Regions from separate parts of the Homo sapiens genome. Here regions 2, 3, 4, 5, 6 and 7 are each linked to region 1. A link is a contact called in ENCODE Hi-C or POLR2A ChIA-PET data. All regions are on one chromosome and are shown on one strand. The core of a region is the stretch at or near the end of the contact, and the rest is flanking DNA. Distances in the headings are between cores, read along the strand shown.

What was found. Hi-C counts contacts between places; a loop is a spot of excess contacts on that map. ChIA-PET counts read pairs that join two places held with the same protein, here RNA polymerase II (POLR2A). Pooled maps may share reads with other maps.
Region 2: a map of CD4-positive, alpha-beta T cell shows a loop between it and region 1 (3-fold over the local background). The contact joins the enhancer-like site here to the promoter of CNOT6 in region 1. A Hi-C loop is called at or near these places in 1 of 168 maps with a recorded cell type or tissue (CD4-positive, alpha-beta T cell) and 9 of 50 pooled maps.
Region 3: a pooled map shows a loop between it and region 1 (2.8-fold over the local background). The contact joins the enhancer-like site here to the promoter of CNOT6 in region 1. A Hi-C loop is called at or near these places in 1 of 50 pooled maps. POLR2A ChIA-PET finds 5 or more read pairs at or near these places in 2 of 52 experiments (IMR-90 and activated CD4-positive, alpha-beta T cell).
Region 4: a map of endothelial cell of umbilical vein shows a loop between it and region 1 (3-fold over the local background). The contact joins the promoter of TRIM7-AS2 here to the promoter of CNOT6 in region 1. A Hi-C loop is called at or near these places in 1 of 168 maps with a recorded cell type or tissue (endothelial cell of umbilical vein), 1 of 37 single-sample maps with no recorded cell type and 16 of 50 pooled maps. POLR2A ChIA-PET finds 5 or more read pairs at or near these places in 1 of 52 experiments (MCF 10A).
Region 5: a loop to region 1 is called in a map of naive thymus-derived CD4-positive, alpha-beta T cell, with 10 times the contacts of the local background. The contact joins the promoter of HNRNPH1 here to the promoter of CNOT6 in region 1. A Hi-C loop is called at or near these places in 1 of 168 maps with a recorded cell type or tissue (naive thymus-derived CD4-positive, alpha-beta T cell), 1 of 37 single-sample maps with no recorded cell type and 7 of 50 pooled maps. POLR2A ChIA-PET finds 5 or more read pairs at or near these places in 3 of 52 experiments (AG04449, H1 and activated CD4-positive, alpha-beta T cell).
Region 6: a map of CD14-positive monocyte shows a loop between it and region 1 (7-fold over the local background). The contact joins the promoter of RACK1 here to the promoter of CNOT6 in region 1. A Hi-C loop is called at or near these places in 3 of 168 maps with a recorded cell type or tissue (CD14-positive monocyte, CD4-positive, alpha-beta T cell and ascending aorta) and 10 of 50 pooled maps.
Region 7: a loop to region 1 is called in a map of gastrocnemius medialis, with 7 times the contacts of the local background. The contact joins the promoter of TRIM52-AS1 here to the promoter of CNOT6 in region 1. A Hi-C loop is called at or near these places in 3 of 168 maps with a recorded cell type or tissue (CD4-positive, alpha-beta T cell, gastrocnemius medialis and naive thymus-derived CD4-positive, alpha-beta T cell), 2 of 37 single-sample maps with no recorded cell type and 12 of 50 pooled maps. POLR2A ChIA-PET finds 5 or more read pairs at or near these places in 2 of 52 experiments (BJ and activated CD4-positive, alpha-beta T cell).

Annotation. Positions count from the first base shown.
Region 1 is chr5:180,492,922-180,496,113 of GRCh38, forward strand. It overlaps CNOT6 (CCR4-NOT transcription complex subunit 6), which reads left to right and starts at 1,458. Exons shown (of 12, transcript NM_001370472.1): 1 at 1,458-1,842. RefSeq lists silencers at 1,198-1,397, 1,528-1,667, 1,838-1,937, 1,968-2,227.
Region 2 is chr5:181,158,720-181,161,861 of GRCh38, forward strand. It overlaps OR2V2 (olfactory receptor family 2 subfamily V member 2), which reads left to right. Exons shown (of 2, transcript NM_206880.2): 2 at 1-566. Among named protein-coding and RNA genes, the nearest start is that of TRV-AAC1-2, 3.9 kb to the right of the region's middle. RefSeq lists enhancers at 731-1,487, 1,488-2,243, 1,664-1,843, 2,418-2,707, 2,878-3,047 and a silencer at 2,908-3,142. Within about 2 kb of position 1,377, at least 21 of the 41 ENCODE cell types and tissues checked have a DNase peak (open chromatin) inside an H3K27ac peak, as active enhancers do; they include CD4-positive, alpha-beta T cell, where a contact is called at or near this core.
Region 3 is chr5:179,969,830-179,973,147 of GRCh38, forward strand. It overlaps RNF130 (ring finger protein 130), which reads right to left. Exons shown (of 9, transcript NM_018434.6): 6 at 581-677. Among named protein-coding and RNA genes, the nearest start is that of MIR340, 44 kb to the right of the region's middle. Within about 2 kb of position 1,347, at least 11 of the 41 ENCODE cell types and tissues checked have a DNase peak (open chromatin) inside an H3K27ac peak, as active enhancers do.
Region 4 is chr5:181,190,636-181,193,722 of GRCh38, forward strand. It overlaps TRIM7-AS2 (TRIM7 antisense RNA 2), which reads left to right and starts at 1,255. Exons shown (of 2, transcript NR_183285.1): 1 at 1,255-1,505. LINC01962 (long intergenic non-protein coding RNA 1962) reads right to left here and starts at 1,273. Exons shown (of 2, transcript NR_108031.1): 1 at 1,107-1,273; 2 at 411-710. TRT-TGT6-1 (tRNA-Thr (anticodon TGT) 6-1) reads right to left here and starts at 1,123; the gene lies at 1,052-1,123. RefSeq lists silencers at 252-381, 1,002-1,081, 1,262-1,601 and an enhancer at 1,062-1,241.
Region 5 is chr5:179,622,238-179,625,140 of GRCh38, forward strand. HNRNPH1 (heterogeneous nuclear ribonucleoprotein H1) reads right to left here and starts at 1,434. Exons shown (of 14, transcript NM_001257293.2): 1 at 1,358-1,434; 2 at 800-927. The coding sequence starts at 896. The region is part of intron 4 of LOC128966623 (a long non-coding RNA gene); the gene reads left to right. RefSeq lists enhancers at 1,206-1,375, 1,431-1,725, 1,475-2,260, 2,261-2,903.
Region 6 is chr5:181,242,288-181,245,332 of GRCh38, forward strand. It overlaps RACK1 (receptor for activated C kinase 1), which reads right to left and starts at 1,619. Exons shown (of 8, transcript NM_006098.5): 1 at 1,405-1,619; 2 at 1-58. The coding sequence starts at 1,513. It overlaps SNORD95 (small nucleolar RNA, C/D box 95), which reads right to left and starts at 1,089; the gene lies at 1,027-1,089. RefSeq lists enhancers at 1,414-1,473, 1,574-1,713, 1,794-1,863.
Region 7 is chr5:181,259,755-181,262,728 of GRCh38, forward strand. It overlaps TRIM52-AS1 (TRIM52 antisense RNA 1), which reads left to right and starts at 1,458. Exons shown (of 3, transcript NR_102762.1): 1 at 1,458-1,630. TRIM52 (tripartite motif containing 52) reads right to left here and starts at 1,389. Exons shown (of 2, transcript NM_001346048.2): 1 at 247-1,389. The coding sequence starts at 1,059. RefSeq lists enhancers at 1,090-1,139, 1,320-1,369 and silencers at 1,510-1,659, 1,770-2,019.

The DNA of each region.
Region 1 (3,192 bases), core at 208-2,707:
TTTTTTTTTTTTTGAGACAGGGTTTCGCTCTTGCTGCCCAGGCCTGAGTGCAATGGTGCGATCTCCGCTTACTACAACCTCCGCCTCCCAGGTTCAAATGATTCTCCTGCCTGCCTCAGCCTCCCGAGTAGCTGGGATTACAGGTGCAAGCCACCAGACCTGGCTAATTTTTTGTACTTTTAGTAGGGACGAAGTTTCGCCATGTTGGTCAGGCTGTTTTCCAACTCCGGACCTCAGGTGATCTGCCCCCCTCGGCCTCCCAAAGTGCTGGGATTACAGGCGTGAGCCACCGCGCCCGACCAATATACCTCCAATATTAAGTCTGTTGGGTGTTATTCTTGCCCCTAGACTGTGAGCTTACTCAGGGCTGGGTGGGGTCTGATTCATCTCTGTGCCCTGACCATCAGTCAACTAATATTTCTTGATGTAAGCATCATGAATCAGCCCAGTCATTTCTCTGCTGACCTTCAAACACCAGAGTTTGCCCTGAACACCTTTTGATCTTGGAGCACAGCAGCTGCTGTCCGTTACCCAGGCTAGGACCCCAGCACCAAAACTGTCCATTAATGTAATGGAATGAATTACCATTAATAGGCTGAAGTGGTATGTTAACTTACTCTTCTTTGTATAATTGAGGAAGGAATAATATTCGACTGTTCACGATTGAATGTCTTGTCTTTAGGCAGATCAAGATACTGGCTCCGGTCAAATACTGTGTTTCGACGTGATTGACAGGCGAAGGCTTAAGGAAAAGGAAGAGGAGAAAAAAAGGGGAGGACGATCAAGGAAAAGAGGAGATAAAAGTGGACAACCCAGCCGGGCGCGGTGGCTCACGCCTGCCATCCCAGCACTTTGGGAGGCGGAGGTGGGCGGATCACGAGGTCAGGAGATGGAGACCATCCTGGCTAACACGGTGAAACCCCGTCTCTACTAAAAATACAAAAAATGAGCCGGGCGCGGTGGCGGGCGCCTGTAGTCCCAGCTACTCGGGAGGCTGAGGCAGGAGAATGGTGTGAACCCGGGAGGCGGAGCTTGCAGTGAGCCAAGATCGCCCCACTGCACTCTGGCCTGGGTGAAAGAGCAAGACACCGTCTCAAAAAACAAAAAAAAAGTGGACAACCTGGGGCGGAAAAAGAAGTAGATGAAAAATGGAGGAGCGCTAAGGAGAGGAGAAAACAGAAGTGCCAAGGCAGGAAAGGAGCGAGGAGAGCGGGAACAGAAGGAGACGAAGGATGGACGGAGAGGAAGGGATGGAGGGCGGCAGGCAGGGAGGCAGGGCCCGCAGCGCGCCGGGCCGGTCCACCGCTCTCCAGCGCGGGGGTAAGGGGGCGGGGCCTGGGCAGCTGCGTGCCGGGAGCGACCCCCGCACCGAAGGGCGGATGGTTGTGCCCGGCGACGGCGCCCAATGAGCGGCCAGGATGTTGGAGCGCCGGCGGCGGTCCGGGCGCTCGCTGGCTGAGGGACGGCGGCCGCCGCCATGATGCTTGTTTGCTTTCAATGAAAACGAGGGGGGCGCGGAGGAGGAGGCGGCGGCGTCGGTGGCGGCGGCGACGGCGGCGCGGAGGCGAAGGCAGCGGCGGGCGCAGCGAGGAGGGCGAGGCCGGGGGCCGAGAGGGCGGGAGGGCGTAGTGGCGGCCCGTCGGGGCGGCTGAGGCGGGCAGCCGAAGCAGTGGCTCTCGGAGGGGGAACAAAGAGCAGCGACTAAGGCGGCAGAGGAGCGGCGGCGGTGGCGGCGCTGCAGCAGCGGGCGGGACTGGTATGGTGGTTCCACAGGGCAGACCCCGCTGCACTCACAGGGAGGAGGAGGCGGCAGCGGCGGAGGAAGGCGGCGCACCCCGAGAGGTGAGCGAGGCAGGCCGGAGGCCCGGTCGGGGCGCCGCTCCTCTCTCCGGCCGCGCACGGACCGCCCCCCGTCGGCCGGGCTCGGTCGCGGGCAACTTTCGTTTCGTGGGCGGCGGTCCCGCTGCTCCGCAAGCTGGCGGCTGTTGGGGGCCCCTTCGACGCGCCGCGATCGCGCCCCGCCCCGGGCCGCGCCCCCGGGCCGAGTCCCTGGGAGGGGGGCGTTGATTGACGGCGGCGGCGGCGGCGCGCAGAGGGGAGAGGGTCGGCGCTGGGCTCCCGGATCCCGGCCGGTCCCGGCTGCCGTCGTCGGAGGAGGCGAGTCCGTGTCCCGGGACTCGTGGCCAAGATGGGTGGCAACTTTTGAGAAGCGCCTCTGTGGGTGGCGCGCTGTGTGGAGTGTGGAGCTTCGCGCTCCGTGGCCACAATTACTGTCAAGCGGGAAACCAACTGCTTACCCCCTCCCCTAAAATGTTTTTAAAATTCAGTTTAACGCAGATTTTGAGGGAGAGGACGGGGTGGATTACAGGTTAAAGAAGCACTTGGCATGCAATGAGGATGCTTATTTTATAGTATTGCGAAGGATTCGGAGATTGTACTGGTTTCTACAAGCAGTTTTCTCTGGTAACCCAAATTGCATCCCTCCTTTTTGTTTTTCAGCACTAATCGCTATTTTCTTTGGAAACTTCCTTTGATTCTTTACCTCCTTCACCTTCCCCGAAGAGCCTGCTAACCAACACCTGTGGCCTTCTGTTTTTAACTGTTGTTGCCATTGACAGCGTTGTGAATGGTCATCTCGCTCGAGCTCTTTGGATTTGTTGTTACTGTGTAAGCTGATGTGTTTTAGATAATCTGCTTCAATTTGAGTTCCCATACTTACCTGTTTTCCAGGTGGATTGTCTCATTGTTAGTGCTGAATCTTCTTGCCTACTTGTATCTGGGAATTTAACTTTGAAGAGGAAGAGAGTGAATATGAATAACTGAAAAATAAAATGGTGTGTAGTAGCACTTTGTATTTTTTACAATATACTAGAATTTACTACTCTAGAACAGATTAGTAGGCTGTAGGAGTGGACGTGGGCCATTGATCAAAAGGGTTTAAAGGCTTTTTTGGGGAATTGCTGTTAAGACATTTATCACAGTCTTTATTTAATTTATTTATTGTTTTTGAGACAGGATCTCACTCTGTCACCCAGGCTGGAGTGCAGTGGCACAGTTCTCGGCTCACTGCAGCCTTCGCCTCCTGGGTTCAAGCGATCCTTTTGCCTCACCCTCCTGACTAGCTGGGACTACCGGCAGACACCACCACGGCTAATTTTTTAATTTTTTGTAGAGCCTTGCTCTGTTGCCCAG
Region 2 (3,142 bases), core at 127-2,626, 670 kb after region 1:
GACATGGGAGTTTTTGTTACTTGCTTCACTTTTGTGTATGCCTGACATTTTTTATAATTAACAGTTTAAAATGCTCAAGGCCAGTTTTTTTTTTGCCAACTACCTTACCAAATCCTTTCCCATCAAGTTGTCTGTTCATTTTATTGGGTGATTTTGGGGCATAGATGTGACAAATCTTCATTGCAATCAGTTAGGTCAATGTTTTGTGTGTGTGTGTGAATATAAAAAATTGCTTGAAGCCAGGCATGGTGGCTCATTCCTATAATCCCAGCTGATAATGGGGAGGCCAAGGTGGGAGGATCACTTGAGCCCGGGAGTCTGACGCTGCAGTGTCACTGCACCCCAGCCAGGGCAACTCAGAGAGATCCTATCTCTACAGATTAGAAATGTTCCATTTCAGCTGGACAGGGTTTCTCATGTCTGTAATCCCAGCACTTTGGGAAGCCAAGGCAGGAGGATCACTTGAGCCCAGGAGTTTGAGACCAGCCTGGGCAACATAGCGAAACCCCATCTCTAGAACAATTAAAAATAAAACATGAATTTTAAATTTAAAAATTGCTCTACACCTCCATTTGGAAAGACTGTGTATGTGTTTGTGTCACGTATGAAAGCTAAGCTGGCATCTCCATAACCACGGGGCTCAGATCTGTCCTGATCACGTTGAGCCCCATAGCCTGACCCTGGAGGAATGAGTATCTGCTGTTGTGAATGAGGCCAGCACCCTTCCCCACCCAGGAAAACCAACGGCCACAGGAGGGCAGCAGAGAGCCACGATCCCAACCAGAGGAGAAAGCACAGACAGCATGGGGCAGGTGCAGGCGCTTATGTTTGTTTATTGGTTTGTTTTCTTTTTTATTTAAGTGACCTGTGCCATCGTATTGGGCTGAAATAGCCAGGGATGTGGCCATACAGACAGATCTAGTGTAGGTGAAAAAGAGAGCGGAGTGGGGTCCAGACTATTCCAGCCTCCCTCCTGCTGCCCTTGGCAAGGCTGCCAGCCTCTCTGTGCCTCGGTGTCCTCATCTGTCACATGGGGATAATAACAGTATGGACTGCAGGGGGCTGGCAACAGTAAAGAGAGTGAGGTGCGTGGCGGCAGCACAGGTCGGCCCAGGAGGACCCCGTGGGAGCTCCTACTGACTGCGGAGAAGATCAGCAGAGGCCCCGCTGAGGACGGCCTGGGGGAGGTGCAGGGAAGGGGCTCATGGGAGGGTGGTGGGGAACACCTGCAGGCAGAGGATGGGTGTGATTGTGGGGACCTCAAAAGCCACACCCAGAGCCAGGGGGTGCTGCAGGGCAGAGGCTGCAGCGGGGAAGTGCCCATGGCCCGAGGTCCCTGTGGGCGAGGCCCTCCTCTCTAACCCACAGCCATCCCCCAGGCCCAACTTTCAGGGGTGTGGGAGGTCTGCCTGTCTCCCGAAGACCCACTGTGGTCACTAACAGACTGGGACGTACATGAGGGTGACCCAGGCAGGCAGGTCTGGGCCTCCCTGGAGCTGGCAACCGTGCTCCCATCATCCCTGTCCCAGGGCCTGTGTGGTCCTGAGCTGACACCCGAGGGTGACACCCCACACTCCACACATGGCAGAGTGAAATAATAGCACCCTGGCCATGGTAGCGCACGCTCACAGCCCCTCCAGCACAGAAATGCAGGGAGCAGGGGGCAGCGTCGGGGGTGGCCAAGGCTTTGGCCTGTGGCAGGCCCTGAGCTCAGAAGGATGCAGGGGCTTTGCCCAAACCCACACTAGGTGCAGGGCCGGGGAGGCTGTTTCAGGAGGCGAAGGAAGGGCCCCGGGCGGTGAGGGGAGAGGCTGGTTCCGAAAGTGTGGGCGACGCAGCCAGAGCCTGATGACTGAAGAGTGAGCAGGCGGTGGGGCTTCCTAGGAGGCAGTGAGGAGAGGCAGCCCAGACCCAGTGAGATCACACCTAGGATGTCCCCAAGAAACCCCCAGGGCTGGGGCCAGGTCGTGCATCGTCATTGGGGGTGGGGCCAGGACGAGCATCGTCACTGGGGGTGGGGCCAGGACGAGCATCGTCACTGGGGGTGGGGCCAGGACGAGCATCGTCACTGGGGGTGGGGCCAGGACGAGCATCGTCACTGGGGGTGGGGCCAGGACGAGCATCGTCACTGGGGGTGGGGCCAGGACGAGCATCGTCGTTGGGGGTGGGGCCAGGACGAGCATCGTCGTTGGGGGTGGGGCCAGGACGAGCATCGTCGTTGGGGGTGGGGCCAGGACGAGCATCGTCGTTGGGGGTGGGGCCAGGACGAGCATCGTCGTTGGGGGTGGGGCCAGGACGAGCATCGTCGTTGGGGGTGGGGCCAGGACGAGCATCGTCGTTGGGGGTGGGGCCAGGACGAGCATCGTCGTTGGGGGTGGGGCCAGGACGAGCATCGTCGTTGGGGGTGGGGCCAGGACGAGCATCGTCGTTGGGGGTGGGGCCAGGACGAGCATCGTCACTGGGGGTGGGGCCAGGACGAGCATCGTCATTGGGGGTGGGGCCAGGACGAGCATCGTCATTGGGGATGGGCAGCCATGTGGATGAGCCGAGAGATTCCAGTGGGGAAAAAGGAGACGAGGCCGAGATTGATGATCTAGAGGCGCCCGCAGCCTCACAGACCCAGGTGCCCTGGCAAGCACAGCCCTGCTCACACAGCAGACATGGGGGTGGGGATGACTGAGTGTGTGCATAGCAGGGAACAGATAAATGAGCCTAAAGGCATGGATAAGTTTAAAGGCTAAAGAAGGGCCTTGTGCAGACCAATCCTGAGCGGAAATGAATGCAGGAGTCCAGTTGGCCCCTGCTGAGAGGGGAAAACCGGTGTCTTAAACTCAGGACCTAGAGTCAGGAGGAAAGAGGTTCCAGATAGGACCCAGATTAGGAACCTCCTCACCCACTCCTCCCTCCAGAGACTACAGCAGAGGGGGAGGCCCACAGGCAGCACAGCCTTCAACTCCTGGTTTCCCCAGAAGACACTGTGGGCATTTGTCCAACTGACCTCAGAGGCCCCCTCCAGGACACTGTGACAGTTTATACCAATCTGCACTTTTGCTCCTTGAGCTCTTATCTTTGGGGCAGCTCAAATGATGACAATGGCTTTTCTGGCCAACTTACCCAGACTCTGTCCTGAGACGAGTAAGCA
Region 3 (3,318 bases), core at 97-2,596, 520 kb before region 1:
AAATACAAAAAATTAGCCAGGGGTGGTGACGGGCACCTGCAATCCCAGCTACTCAGAAGGCTGAGGCAGGAGAATCGCTTGAACCTGGGAGGCGGAGGTTGCAGTGAGCCAAGATCGTGCCATTGTACTCCAGCTTGGGCAACAAGAGCAAAACTCCCTCTCAAAAAAACAAAAAAGTTAGCCAGGCATGGCGGTGTATGCCTGTAGTCCCAGCTACTCAGAAGGCGAGGTGGGAGGACTGCTTGAACCCAGGAGTTCGAGGTTACAGTAAGCTATGATTGCACCACTACACTCCAGCTTGGGCCACAGAGTGAATCCTTGTCTCTTAAATTTAAAAAAAGAAAAAAAAAGGCCTAGTAGAGTTATTTACCTTCTCTTCCAGGAGTTCTCTGAGATGGATTAGACTTCTTAGTAATCTGGTAAAAAGGTCCTGTTGGGCTTACATGGTTACATGGCAAATATAGCCAGTGTTTTCTTCTGTGTCTTAGTCATGCCTCCTATTATGCCAATTATGTTATATTGTATTACACATACATATAATAATATACAAAAGTGGTAACAAATAAAATAGGAAACGTACCACAATTCCCAGGGCCTTCAATATATTAAGTTTGCACATAGGACAGGTACAATGTTCACTAAGCCAGGGATCCACGCAGGATTTGTGGAAAACATGCCTATAAAATAATGGAGAATTATGTCACAAGTTACATACCAAGAAACTTATTAGGCCAAAATGGAAAGAAAGGGAATTTTTAGTTAAGTTTTCTTTTCCCCCTTTCAGGACATATTTTAAGCCCCAAGAGACAAATATTGGGAATTTATTAAAATATAACTTGCAGAAAATCTCCTGAGCCCAACCTCATATGTACAACACCGTGTAAGAACTGCTAAGTAGGATTTGGTTGTTTGGGCCTTTTATTTTACCAAATTCCAAAAAGGACTAATGGAAACTTAGAAAATTTATTAAGAATGAAAATAATCACACCTTATAAACCAGTTATGCTTTCTACAATAGCTAACATAGAAAAATGGAGTTTCAAAAAGATACTAAATCATGGCTAAGTGAAGAGTTCTCTGTATAGTGATTAGTTTTTTGGCACCCTGATTGAATGTCATTTAAAACATCATTTTTAAAAACTTCTAAGCAACTTATGTTGAATGTTTATAAAAGCTACAGGGAAGCTGAAACTATTTTAAGGGGTAAACTGTGCCTAGATTCAAGTAACACTCAGCAATTTTCAGCTGAAATGTTAACGGGGGAGGATGGGAGATTTTCTCTCTTATTCAGGCAAGTAGAAAGTCACAGTCTTGTGACTGGAAATAAGTCAGTCATACAGGGTTTTGCATTCTTAAAAAAAGGAACTTGTGCCCTCCGGAAGAGCTGCAGAAATTACTTCTCAAGCTCTAGCACCCGGCCCAGCAGCCTTCTGAAGCTCTAGAGTCCTGGCCAAACAGGGAGAAGGTGGGTGCCAGGACAGACGTTCAGGGCAGCTTTGGAAGAAACACTAATCTGAGTTTGGGATAAGATAAAAGAAATTTTTGTTTGTTTGTTTTTGAGACGGAGTCTTGCTCTGTCGCCCAGGCTGAAGTGCAGTCGTGCAATCTCTGCTCACTGCAAGCTCCGCCTCCCGGGTTCACACCATTCTCCTGCCTTAGCCTCACAAGCAGCTGGGACTACAGCAGCCCGCCACCACGCCCAGCCAATTTTTTGTATTTTTAGTAGAGACGGGGTTTCACCATGTTAGCCAGGATGGTTTCCATCTCCTGACCTCGTGATCCGCCCGCCTCGGCCTCCCAAAGTGCTGGGATGACAGGCGTGAGCCACCACACCCGGCCAAGATAAAAGAAATTTTTAAGTAAGATGCCAAATTGAATCATGGTATATACCTTTACAACTTTGATTGTCAATTTCTAAGTTAATGTTATTTACAGCTGTTTAAAAATGCAGTTTTGATTTATAAAAAGAGGTCTAGAGAACTCAGTTTCTACTGGGATCTGGAACAAACATTCATGCTTACAACTTTGGCCTGAACAATATACACACACGTCTGCCTATCACTGTTTGATGGCCTTATACTCACTTCTTTGGGGACAAGAGTAAAGATCTTGAAGAATGAATTTATCAATCTAGTCTTAAATTCACAGACAATGAAATAACCAGAACCATCACCCCTGAAGGCATTTATTTAAACCTTAAAGCTTTTACTTAAGGGCTGGAAACCCACCAATCCATAGGTAAGCCCCAGATACATTCAGTACACCTAAGGCGTTATGTCTTGTTACTCGTAGCCTCTGTGTGTGGAGTGGTTCCTTACTCCAGGGTGTCCCCAGGGCCAGCTGGACTTTCCAGCAGGGGTCAAGTGCACTAATGCTGGCTACTGACCAACAAAGACCACAACAGGCTTAACCCTTTTGGGGCATACAAACTCCCTTAGATCTGATAGAAGTTACAGAACCTCCCTCTGAAAAGTCACGGGGACGCAAATGCCTAGTACCTTGCATACATTTTCAGGAGGAGTACGGACCTATGCACTGGGTTAGCGCTAGGGTGGGGTGGCCGGGAAGGTGCTGCAGGTCAGGCCTACACAGGGTGGACGATGGGACTTGGCTGACTGACAGGTAATGGAAGACATATGATGCTGTGACCTCTGATCAAGGCTCTGGTGCAGGAATGGGAGGCATCCCGCTGGGGGTCGGGGGAGGCCTAGGTGCCTTGACTTCTGATCAGGGCTCTGGTGCAGGAGTGAGAGGTATCCAGATGAGGGTGGGGGGTGGCTGGGCTTGCTGAACTGTTGGTGGGGACCTGGTAAAGCCGCAGCACCACCTGGGGGGATGGAGGTGCGGCTCTGGTGCTCCCTACTGGGGCCAGATTTTGCTTTGCCCTTTTCTTATTGTTCCGTCTTTCTTTTCTCTTACTATCCAGAAAGAACCAAATGGTATAATCCTCATATTTCATTTTTAAAGCTGCATGAGTACAGTGTTCTCTGCCTGTTTCTTTAACCTGAAATTAGTTATAAATATGTTTGGGTTCTTGAGTAACTGTTTCCTTCTAGGATTATTGATATAAAAGAAGTGCCCACCCCTCTGTTTTACTAAACAATTAAAAATTTCTCCTCTAGGCTGTGGGGTACTATGAAGAAAAACAAAAAAGACCAACTGGTTCTCTGGTGACAAATTTAGAAAACCTCCCTTCCTCAGCTAAATGAAAATCTGAAATATTTTTGGTCTTTAAAAAAAAGTTCCTTTGGGCTCTCCATCCACCCCATCCCTCTCTTACTCCTGACCCTACCTCTGAGCACTGAACACCCTTCCCTC
Region 4 (3,087 bases), core at 5-2,504, 700 kb after region 1:
CTCCCAGTCAAGGCAGTCACCCCTCCGGTCTCTACCCAGGTGGCCCCGAGCGATTTTCTCTTCTCTGGTTCACCGGACAGGGATTCCGTTTTCGAACCTTGAGCTACCCTGGAGTGGTCCCGGTATAAGCCGCGGCCCCACCTGGGACGGGGACTCGCTCAGAGCTTTTTTGAGGTTCCCTCCGGCTGGAGAGAGGGCGCCTGCGACAGGGGAGTGTACGGCGGGACCCAGCGCCGCCTCCACCTGTGCCCAGGCCTCCAAAGTGCGCGGTGCGGGGAAGACGGAGGCGGGAGCCGTCCCGAGACCCCCAGGGGGCCAGTCCTGCACCTGGGCAGCGCCCCCACTGTTCACTGAGGACTTGGGCTCACTTTCTACACTTCCGTTAACAGCAAGAATAAATCAGTCAGAAGGCCAGCATACCTTAGTTATATATTTTGTCTAAAATAAACTAAAATTTTGTTTTAGGCTGAAAGCGAATGTGACAGGTAGAGCCGTTACTCCCGGGTCATGAATGTGGCCGTCTGCGCTTTTCCGTGTTAACTCCACAGGAAGAAATCAGACCTTGCAGCACGGAGGCGGCGGGGACCCGAAGGCCGAGGGCGCGCAGCCGCCAAGCGCAGAGCCGCAGACCAGAGCCTCAGCGCGCGCGTCGGGGAACGCCGCAAACAAACGCATGGCGGGAAGGGGCGCGGTAGTGCCATCGTCTCCCCCTGGAGAGAGGGAAGGAGACACGAGGGCGAGTCCCTAGCTGGAGTGGGAAGACCGGAGAGAAGCGGAAAGACGCTCCCGGGGAGCGCGCAGAAGGAAGTGAGCGGGGTCGTGGGGAGAGGGCGCGCGGGGCCCAGGGAACCCGTGATGGAAAAGGAAGCCCGCAGTGGGTCTGACTCTTCAAGAGATAAGGAAGTGGTAGGAAAGTAGCCTTGCGCGGTGGGTATCTTAGAGGCAAAAAGAAAGTGACTCCGCCAGGCTCTGGCCTCCCAGGAAGGCGGAAGTAGGCTTGCCTATCTTCCACTTTTCTATCTTTAAGGAAAGAATAGGAAAAGACGGAAGCAGGCCCCAGCGAGATTTGAACTCGCGACCCTGGTTTACAAGACCAGTGCTCTAACCCCTGAGCTATGGAGCCGGCTGTTGGTTTCCTTTTGACACAAAAGCAGTTGACGCTGTCGCCGGCGCCGCGCAGCCGCAGTCCGCTGAACCCTCGGCCGAGTTCTGTGGCTGCTGGACCCAAGCTCCTCCCACGGCCGCAGCCATCTTGCCCGTGCGTCCGTGGCACGGAACGGCCGTTAGTCCCGGCAGAGGGCTCCGCGAAGACAGTGCCGTCGTTGGGCGCGCGCGCGGGCGGGAGCTGTCGGGGCGGGGCGGCACCGCCGAGCTCCGAGCTGTGAGGACCGCCCCGGGCCTTGGGCGGGGCGGGGGCCAGGGAAGGGCGTGCGCAGGATTGGGGAGCACGTTTTGCGTCTTGCTGTGCGTGAGGAAGCGGGGATCCAGGTCAAGGCTATGGAAAGGTCAGGGAAGGGTGTCAGTGCGCCCGTCCTGCAGGGAGTCCAGATCCGAGAGGTTAGGGCGGGACCTGGGGCGAGCTGGGCGGTGGGGGAACAGTGGGGTCATCAGGAGGTGGAGGCCCAGCGGGAGTGTGGCGGGGGAGGCGGGGAATCAGGAGGGCCAGGTGTTTGGAGGCGCTGGGGTGGGAAGGGTCCAGGCGAGGTTGCGGGTGGGTGCCAGCCCCGTCTCACATTTGGATGAAGTAGGAAAAGGCAGCTTTTAGGGTACACCCTGACATGTTCTGTCAGGGCCCTTAAAGGGCCCACGGGCCGGAGGAGAGGGGAAAAGGATGAGGGCTCAGCCTGGCAAAGGACAGAAAGTGGTGGGTGTAGGAGGTGGACCTTGGTCTGGTGGCCTAGCCTGCCCTGTGCTCCCTGCAATGCCGGGTGACTTGGGTCACTGGGCGGCCAGGCCAGAGGTGGGCCTCTAGGTGCCCCCCATTCTGGATGCTGAGGGTCCCTGTGAGGGTCTGGCGGCAGAGGCCTGCGCTTATGGGTCAGCAGCTAGGACTGATGGGTTGAATAAGAAGGGCCCAAGTTAGGCCAGTTGTTCTCACAGACCCAGAGGTCCCTAGAGTTTATGATGCCCAGAGTCTAGGAGAGGGAAATGCACACACATGCCCTCGAGGACACCAGCATCCTGACATCCAAGTTACTGTACTGCCCTGGTTAGCAAGAAAGAACATCTGTTCCCTTCTCTATGCAATTGTTACAGTAACTGTTGTTACATTTCTTAAGATACATAGCTATATATGTAGTCACTCTGCAAACACACACACTCTGATAGACACACGATTGCACTCATGGACACAAAAACGGAAAATAAACATGCGGACAGCTACTCCCAGTCCCCAGACCTGACCCTCATGTGACACCTTCACCAGACATGGTACTTTCTGGGACCTGTAATGTGTGTTGTGATGCCCAGCACATTTGTTGGATGGTACAAAGGGAATTATGATACTTAATCAAAAAGCCATACAAGCCAGATAACATTAAGGCTTAACGGTAACAATAGGTGATTCAGTTAGGAAATTAATGTTAGAGATCGGTTTTCCTTGTGGAAATCAGTGGTATTCAAATGCCTGAATTGGCTACCCGGTTTTAGAGCTGCTCTCCATGTATGAGCAGGACATAGGATTCACTCTCTGGAATGCTTCTGTAGGCAGGACTTTGAAATGACCCTGTCCTCAGCCTGGAGGATGCGGTATTCTGATTGTCTGGTGCTGTGTCAACTGGGCCTGCCTCTGGGATAGTGTTGTGGCTGCCCCACGAGAACCCTATATGCCAGGTGAGCTTGAAGCACCTCAGAGACAGAGCACTGAAGCTCCATGACACAGGGCTATTCAGCTATCATTGCCCCTGTTTGCCAGCACCTCTGTCTAAATAACTTGTGTGGGACAGAATTAGGTCCGAGTCTGGTATTCTGTTCATCTAGCCTGGTAGCCAGGTAGTGAGAGAAGAAACCTGTGGCCCTTGTCTAAATATGAGGTGGTCAGTATTTAACAACAAATCAACAATAGGGTATGACCAGACTGACTTGGGT
Region 5 (2,903 bases), core at 184-2,683, 870 kb before region 1:
AATTAAGACGTGACATTTTAACTTTCCGAAGAATGCTCCTTTTTAAGAAAACACCAAAACTGGAAACAAGAGGTTACACTTCAAGATATTGCAAAACATTACTATTATTTGTCTAATCACTCGGCCATTTTCTCAAGATTGAGGAGGAAATCCCACCTATGCCAATTTATCCTTTCGAAAAAAGACACCCGGGCCAGGCGCGGTGGCTCACGCCTGTAATCCCAGCATTTTGGGAAACCGAGGTGGGCGGATCACTTGAGGTCAGATGTTCGAGACCAGCCTGGCCAAAATAGTGAAACCCCGTCTCTACTAAAAATACAAAAATTAGCCGGGCGTGGCGGTGCGCGCCTCTAGTCCCAGACACTCGGGAGACTGAGGCAGGAGAATCGCTTGAACCCAGGAGGCGGAGGTTGCAGTGAGCCGAGAACGCGCCACTGCACTCCAGCTTGGGTGACAGAGACTCCAACTCAAAAGAAAAAGAAAAAAAGACACCCATAAAAGAAAAGCTGGTGTTCAAAGATAGGTAAAGAAAACAAAGTCTGCCAAACCTGCCGCACTCCCCCAAGGGCCAGGAGGACGGGCGGGGCTTTCGAAATTTCCATTGCGTAACAGCGGGCCGCCGGGCGCGAGCAGCACAGCGGTGAGTGTAGTCGCCCGCGCCTCGCCAGGGGGCGCCCCGGGTCCCACCCGGCCCGGCCCGGCCCGGCCCGCCCCGCCCCGCCCCGCCCCAGCCCGGCCGCCCGCCAGCCCGCCCGCCCCGGCCTCGAACTCGAACTCCCGCGTCCTAGTTCTAACTCACCAGAAAAAAACCTCTGCACTTCATCGGCCGAGCAAGACCAGGGCAAGCCCCGGACCTTCACCACGAATCCCTCTCCACCTTCCGTGCCCAACATCATCGTCTCTTACGCGGTCCGGCGTCGAAACAAACTGCAAAGCGGGGAGGACCAGAACTGAGAGCGCCAATTAAGCTGTCCTTCGCCTCCGAGGCGCGCCCGGGCCCGCACCGCCCCCCCACGGAGCAAAAACCGGGCGGATGCACCCACCCCGGCGACTCCAACACCTCCTCGTCCGGCGACCGGACCCCCAAAGCTGTCCTGAGCAACAGCTGTCGGCGCCCCGAACCGTGGGGGCCCGGGCCGAGAGCCAGCGTAGAGGAAAGGAAATGGCGGCGGCCGCTTCCGCTCCGCCTCCTCCGACTTCTCACACAATAGAGTCGGCGCGGCCTGCAGGCCTCAGCGGCGGTGCCGAGATTCAGCGAACCACTCGCGGCTCTCGACGGCAGCCTGCAGCTCGCCAAGGTCCCCGTGGCCCTCCCAGAGATATGGGGACAAACAATCCTCGCAAAAACGGTACCCACCGTGGTCGCTGAACTGCAAGCGAGGACCCACCGCGACTCACCTAGACACGCGACTTCTGCGTGGCTAAGACGAAATGGCCAGCGGGCGCCTGCGCAACCTAAATAAGGTCCCTTGTGCGAGTTCTGCGCACGCGCAGCCAGCTGCCCGCACCGCCCCGTTGCGTCACAAAGAGCTCTGGCGCATGCGTAATTTCAAGAGCCAGCCCACCTCCCGCCGGCGGATTATTACACGCTTGGGTTTTGGGCTCAGCACCCCCACCCATAAACCCGCCGGGCTTTTTGTTGCGCCTGCGCCTTCCCGCGAATATTGAACTTCGGAGTCCTAGCGGTTTATAATTATTTCATGCGCATGCGTCTTCCTTGAAACCGTTCTCTAGCCTTACCCGCCAGCGTGGGGGAGGGGAATGGCGGCCGCCTGTTCCCTATGGGACTGTATAGGAGTCCCGAGCTCTGGGTTGTGATGAGGTGGGCGTCTTTCTACCCCTTGCCCCCAGGCTCTTACCGGCGCGCTCCTGGCCGACCTGAAAGGAGGGGCGCGGCCTTCAGGCGTTCCCACTCCCCGCGCCGCCTGTCTTCCCTTTATCCCCAAACCGGCCGAAGCTGGTCAGCTGCAGATTGTCGAACGTCCTGGGAGCTGCGGGGCTGCGGACGTCCCGCGCCCGAAGCCACCCGTATGGTGCCTGGGGCACGTCCCAGCCCTGTGTGCCTCCACTTCCCCTTACCTGCCGTCGTCGGGCCTAGGGCCCCGGTCGGCGCGAGGTTTCCGTGCCTGTGGCTCGCGCCTGTACCCAGCTTTTGCCTAACGAATTCGCACCCTGTGTACCCCTTGACCCGCCTAACGGTCGGCAGGCCTTGACTGCCCTGGGGCCCTGGCACGAGGAGGGATCGCGAGCGCGGGCTCCACGGGTGCGCGCCGGCCTCTGCGCTCGGTAGGTTACCGCTGCATCTCCCAGAGCAGAATTGGTAAGAGTGCGTCCATTCACCAGGCGTAGACGCTGCATTCGAGGAGGCCCCCGGGTCACCCCATGTGCACACATGCTGCGAGATGACTAATGTTCGTGGTTTCTAGCAGCACTGCCCAAAACCTAAGATGCCGTAGCCTCCCAGGCCTCCCCATGTCTGATTTGGCTGCCTTCCTCACCCCAGCTTTAGTGGACACAGACAATACACAAATTAACAATAAGGTAGTGCTGGACCCTGCCGCAGAGCTACCTTAGCTAGTGCAAGCCTGAGTGCCACCCTGGGAAGATGCGGACAAAGCATGTTTCCAACCCCAGTGCCACAGAGTCCGAATCCAGTTTTGACAGGTTTGAGAAAAAGTAGAGAGGACATCAAAAGAAAGACAGGAGCCCAGAGCTAAGCAGGGCCTGATCTTCAAAGGCCACTTAGGCCTTGGCAAGGGTGTTATCTCCGAGAGAAGGCTTTGGCAGGTGATCAGCAGGGGAGCCGTAAACCCTGTGTAAAGGAAAACTCTTGCTGGATGTGAGGGGGATGCAGATGGAGCAGGCAGGGTGAATGACGGTACATACCAGGCCCTCTACTACAA
Region 6 (3,045 bases), core at 369-2,868, 750 kb after region 1:
TGTGGAATTCCATAGTTGGTCTCATCCCTGGTCAGTTTCCACATGATGATGGTCTTATCTAAAGGAGGTAAAACAGAAGAAAAATCAGTGAGGAACCCGCAGCCCGTTTAACACACTGGATAATTCACTAAGTGTCAAGGTCATGAGTGGGTTAACAACAACTAAGGACGCTTAAGGAGGGATGGAAACAACAGACAAGAGCAGTTACAGACCAGGACTGAGTGGCTCTATTCCAGACTAAAAACGCACGTAGAGGTAAACTGTACCCTGATAACTTTTTTTTTTCTTGAGATGGAGTCTCGCTCTGTCGCCCAGGCTGGAGTGCAGTGGCATGATCTCGGCTCACTCCAAACTCCACCTCCCGTGTTCAAGCAATTCTCCCGCCTCAGCCTCCCAAGTAGCTGGGATTACTTGGCCAGCTGGCACCTGCCAGCACGTCTGGCTAATTTTTTAACTAGAGATGCGGTTTCACCATTGGCCAGGCTAGTCTCTAACTCCTGATCTCAAGTGATCCACTCGCCTCTGCCTTCCAAAGTGCTGGGATTATAGGCGTGAGCCACCGCGCCCAGCCTGTATCCTGAGAACTTAATTTAGGTGCCAGAAATACAGACACCCTTTCCTGAAACTCAGACGAACTCAACAGCCACTTTGTGTCTTCTCTGCAACCAAATGCACAGCAGTTTGTGGCTGTAGAGTAGCTGGGGCCTCCTATGCCTACCTCTGAGGGCCGACAGAAATGTAGTAATGAATGCTGGAAAAGCCACTTCAGGCGCTACAGGATTGGATGCTTTTACTGAAACCTGTCCCACTCAACAAATTTTACGATTAACAGCCAGACATGATTCAAAAGTCAGACAATTCTTAACAGTGTAGCAGCAAAGCGGAAGCACAAGAAGCGTCTAAACGCAGTCAGGAACACAGGGATAGGGACGGGGAGAACCAGGGGCAGAAAAAGTAGGCCGACACTTGAGCCACGAGGTCCTCTGGAGTCCACCTGCCTCCCCACGAGCCTTGGGCCGGGCGGCAGCTCAGAAACAGCCTCTGGATTTCAGCACCGACACTCAGATGGCATGTTGGGGTCATCACCGCCCCGCCCGGCCCGTAGGCCCCCGGCCACACTACGAAGGAGAAGGCAAAAGATATTTTAAAAGTTTCCAACTCTCCAACCCTCCTAGCAGCTGCGAGCTGATGTACACGTAGGTTCTCATCTGCAATGTGGTTCGCCCGGGTTGAGGCCTAGGCTCGGGTCCGCACGCCCCAATTCACAATGGGGCAGAGAAGTCTGTCAGTCCCCGCCAACTCGCGCGCCACCGGCCTGCCACACCACACGCGGAATTCCCTACACGACACGCGGAATCCCCCAGCCCTGCAATCTCGGGTCCTGAAATCTACCTTAGTCCGTACCTCGAGAGGCGGAGAGGATCATGTCCGGGAACTGCGGGGTAGTAGCGATCTGGGTTACCCAGCCGTTGTGGCCCTTGAGGGTGCCACGAAGGGTCATCTGCTCAGTCATGGCGGCGGCGAGAGCGTGTGTCGCTGCAGCGACGAGGATGGCACTGGATGGCTTAGAGAAACTAGCACCACAACCTCTCCTGCCGCCGCCTTGCAGTGAAAGAGAGAGAGAAAAGCCCCCCGCCGGAACCGGAAATACCCGCTCGACCATGCAAAATGGCGAGCCCCATGATACATTTCTGCTCAAGATGGCGGCGCCATGTAATGCAAAAGGCAGAGGGAAATTGCAAGGCATCACAGTCCCGTCTTCCGTACAACAAAATCTGACTGCACTTTACAAATACACTCTGAAACAAGCACATTCAAGTGTTTAAAAAGGCTTCTCAGGGATGATGTAGAGCGAGAAGCGAAAGAGGTGAAGTGTACGGCACATTCCCATGAGGACCGCCGGGCTGCTTCCCCGCCCCTATGTGGCATAGCTCGAGCTCCGCCTGTTCCACTTGGTGCGGGGAGGGTTGACGGGGCAACCCCAGGGGAGCTTAATTTTCATTTCACTATCGTGGGTAACGATGGGCAATTTAAAAAGTAGAGTATTAAAATGTTAAAAATAAACTTTAAAACTGTGCTTCCGGAGGGTGTTCTCCCCTCACGAGGTTTTTGTTCTGATGCACACCAACTCCGGAAGGACTTAGTCCAGGCTGGACTAAGGCAGGAGAGGGTTACTCTGGATGAACTAAGAATTGGTCTCTTTTTCCCGGGCGCGGTGGCTCATGCCTGTAATCCTACCACTTTGAGAGGCCGAGGCGGGTGGATCACTTAAGGTCAGGAGTTCAAGACTAGCCTGGCCAACATGATGCAACCTCTTTCCAAATAAATAAATAAAAAAAATTAAAATTAGCCAGGCGTGGTGGGGGGTGCCTGTAATCCCAGTTACTCGGGAGGCTGAGGCAGGAGAATCCCTTGAACCTGAGAGGCGGAGGTTGCAGTGAACCGAGATCGCGCCACTGCACTCCAGCCTGGGCAGCAGAGCGAGACTCCGACTCAAATAAATAAATACATACATACAATAAAATAATAAAGTAAAAATTGCCCTGTGTGTTGCTAGACTGCCAATCCGTTCCTGCCTAGGCCAGAACACGGGAAGCTCTCGCAGAAACGGAAATGCCCAAAGGAGGACCTTAAGGTTCTGACTTCTGGGGACATCTAGTGGAAAGCTCTCTCTGGGCCCAGCCAGCGTACACAAAAGCCCAGGGGTCTGGGGGTCCAACTGTGCCCTGAAGGACGTGCCCAGACAGGGAAGCGGTGGAACACGGATACCTAACTGTCCTTCTGCCTTCCGCTCGACCGCAGGAATTTAAATAAGTAATGGCTCCCATTCTCACCCATCTCTGACTATAAGAGACAGTGTTGGCACCATGTCTATTCAAGTAGTTTTAAACAGGGGCACAGATCAGGATGATAGCAGCCACCAACATCTATGCAAAATAAAGGGGGCATTATACCTAAGTATATACTTTTCTATTTGTGACATCTATCAACTTTCGTTTCTCATCTGTGAAATGAGATTGGAAATAATATTAGTATCTACATTAC
Region 7 (2,974 bases), core at 208-2,707, 770 kb after region 1:
TCCAGTGACCGTCATATTATCTGTTCAGCTTCCTCTGGGGAAGCCAATCTGCCCCAATCTTCATGGTTTTGTGTCTCCTTTTTTACCCATATGACCATCTCTCTCCACCGTGTCTCCCTCATCAAATAAAGAGAAGTTTAGCAACTAAGTACCTGAGGAGGTGGGAAAGGAATGCTACTCATTCCTCAGCTCTCCTAGTTACCTTTCCACTCCCTTCATCCCCCCACATTCCCTCATTTCTCTCACCTGGTACTCCTGCACCACCTCCTCCAAAGGCAGCACGCTGTGCTGTTTGTGGCTCCTGGATTCTCGGCACACCACACAGATGGCCTCTTTGTCCACCTCACAGAAGAGTTTCAGGGCTTCCTGGTGTTTAAAGCACATGCCCTGATCATTACTCCGGTTTCCCCGATAAGGAGTGGGGCACATCTGGCGAATTATCTGGACCATGTTGGCCAGCTGCAAGTTGGGACGAAAGCTGCGACGTGTAAAGCTCTTTCGGCACTGGGGGCAGGTGAACTGCCCTGGAAGGGGCAAGGAAGGAGGCGGGTGGATGTCAGGATACAGCTCTTCATCTTCGTCCTCATCGTATGCTTCCAGTATTTCTTCTTCTCGGTAGACATCAATTCTCAGGTCAGGTCTCAAGCCTCCTAGGTAATAGTCCTGATCTTCCTCTTCTTCTTCTTCCTCCTCGTCCCACATATAGTCTACGTTGTCCCAATTAGTTATACCACTGTCACCGAGCCAGAGTTCATCGTCATCTTGGTCTTGGAACAACTCTTCGTCAGCATTCCCCCGATACAACACCTCTCGAATGGAGCCGTCCCATCCATCCATGGCCCCCACCGCTTCCTCGTCCTCCTCCTCCTCCCATTCATCTTCCTCCTCGTTCTGGTCCTCCTCGTCCTCCTTACTCCACAGCTGGGTCACACACCCTCGGCAGAAGTTGTGCCCACAGCTGATGGACACGGGGTCCTTGAAGTAATCCAAGCAGATGGCACACACCGCTTCCTCCTGAAGGGTCTGCATGGGGCTGGGAGTAGTGGCATAACCAGCCATCTTAATGCCCGCCGGCAGGTGTAGATACGTCAGCTTGGAGCTGAGGAGCGGGGACGCGCCTGCAGGCCTGCCTCCAAACTACTCTGGTGACCCGAGGCTGTCCTCAACCTTGCTCTTCTTCCTCGGGGCCGCAGGGGAGCTTTGACCCCCTCTCTCAGGGTGCGAACGCCCAGATCCAGACTCACAGCCTCTCTCTGGGATCGGTGGGGACAGAGCAGGCTGCAGCCCCCAGCTGCTCGGTCCTGTCACGTCTCTCGCTACCCTCAGGGTGTGCCCTACACTGCGGCGTCCGCCTCAGATGCAGCCGCTGGCTACCCTGCCCGAGGCGACGCAAAATGACGTCTCGCTCCTGCACACGCTCTGGAGAGACGCTCTAGGCCGGCGGAGGACCACGTCTCTATGGTGTGCCGGGGGCCGCGCGGGCCGGGAGTTGGGTGGGCTGGGGGACAGGCGCGCCCGCGCCGCCCGCTCCAGCTGGGCTAGTGCTGCACATTCCGGCCAGCCCCTCCTCAAGACCCCATTCCCAAGCCCCTTCTCAGCTCCCTCGGGCCGGCAGAGCGGCTCTGATCAGGTCAGCGGCGGACGCCGGGAAGAGGCCCGGCTTGGGAGAGGTGGTTTGGTGGGTTGGCTGGTTCTAGATGGTGGGGGGGTCAACACTTGAGGGGGACTGGGTCTCCGAGCCGTTGTCCAGCCTGAGCCGGAGCCCCAGGAAGGTTAGAGGGAAGGGGGATAAATCTCTCCGGAAGCCCCGCCCGGGCCGGGGCCGAGTTGGTCCGCGGCGGTGGGGAAGCCTGGGACACCACCCTGGTGCTGTCGCCCGTCCCGCCGTCCGCGCTTGGGGTGCCTTTGTGGGGATCCGGGCGCCGCACAGCTGGGAGGGCCTGCCGCCCGGGAGGCTCGGATCCGGGGCGCCCAGTGCCCCCCGCTGCCTTCCGTGAGCCGTCGGGCCCCAGCTCCACGTAGGCCTCAGACCCAGCCCTGTTTCTGCTTGCGGGGCCGCGGCTGCGCAGTATTGCGGCGTCTGCCAGCAAAGCTGCGCCCCGGTCGTGGGTCCCCTGAGGGGGCCGGGGCTCAAGTTCCCTTCGGTGCTGCCGCCTGCGTCGGGCCAGGGTTCCGAGTTCCAGCCCTGAGCTCTGTGAGCTCGGCCGGGAGGGGGCTGGATTTGGGACCACACTTCCTCACCGCCGTGGTTTAGACTTAGTTTGAGAGCGGCTGGCCCCTCCTTCCTGTCCCGGTGTCCTCCGCTGTCTGTTATGCCCTTCACTCCTCCCTGGGGAGGGAGGGCTGGGGGCGCTGTCTGGGTCTGTTTTCCACCCCAGCGGGGCCCTAGGGCAGTGTCATTTAGACTCCACTCTGTCACCTTTCCTGGAGAGGGGACCTGATCCAGGGCTGAGAGGTTTTTTTTTTTTTTTTTTTTTTTGAGATGGAGTCTGGCTGTTGCCCAGGATGCAGTGCAGTGGCGCGATCTCGGCTCACTGCAAGCTCCGCCTCCCAGGTTCACGCCACTCTCCTGCCTCAGCCTCCCGAGTAGCTGGGACTACAGGCGCCCGCCACCACGCCCGGCTAATTTTTTTTTTTTTGTATTTTTAGTAGAAACGGGGTTTCACCCTGTTAGCCAGGATGGTCTCGATTTCCTGACCTCGTGATCCGCCCACCTCGGCCTCCCAAAGTGCGGGCTGAGAGATCTTACAGTGGGAGGGGGAATCAGGCCCTGGGGAAAGGCTTCTCAGGGGTTGTCTCCTTCTGTCTTCTGTCTCTGCAGGTAGGGATAGAACCAGGTCAGGCCTGGATTTGTAGTCCCAGAGAACAGAGGATGGAGATGGGGGCTGGACGCAGCTCAGAGGGGCTGGTGCTCATGGGCTCTGTGTATGCCTTCTCCTGTGGCCTGGTTCTGTGTACAGATGTTCTACCCCAG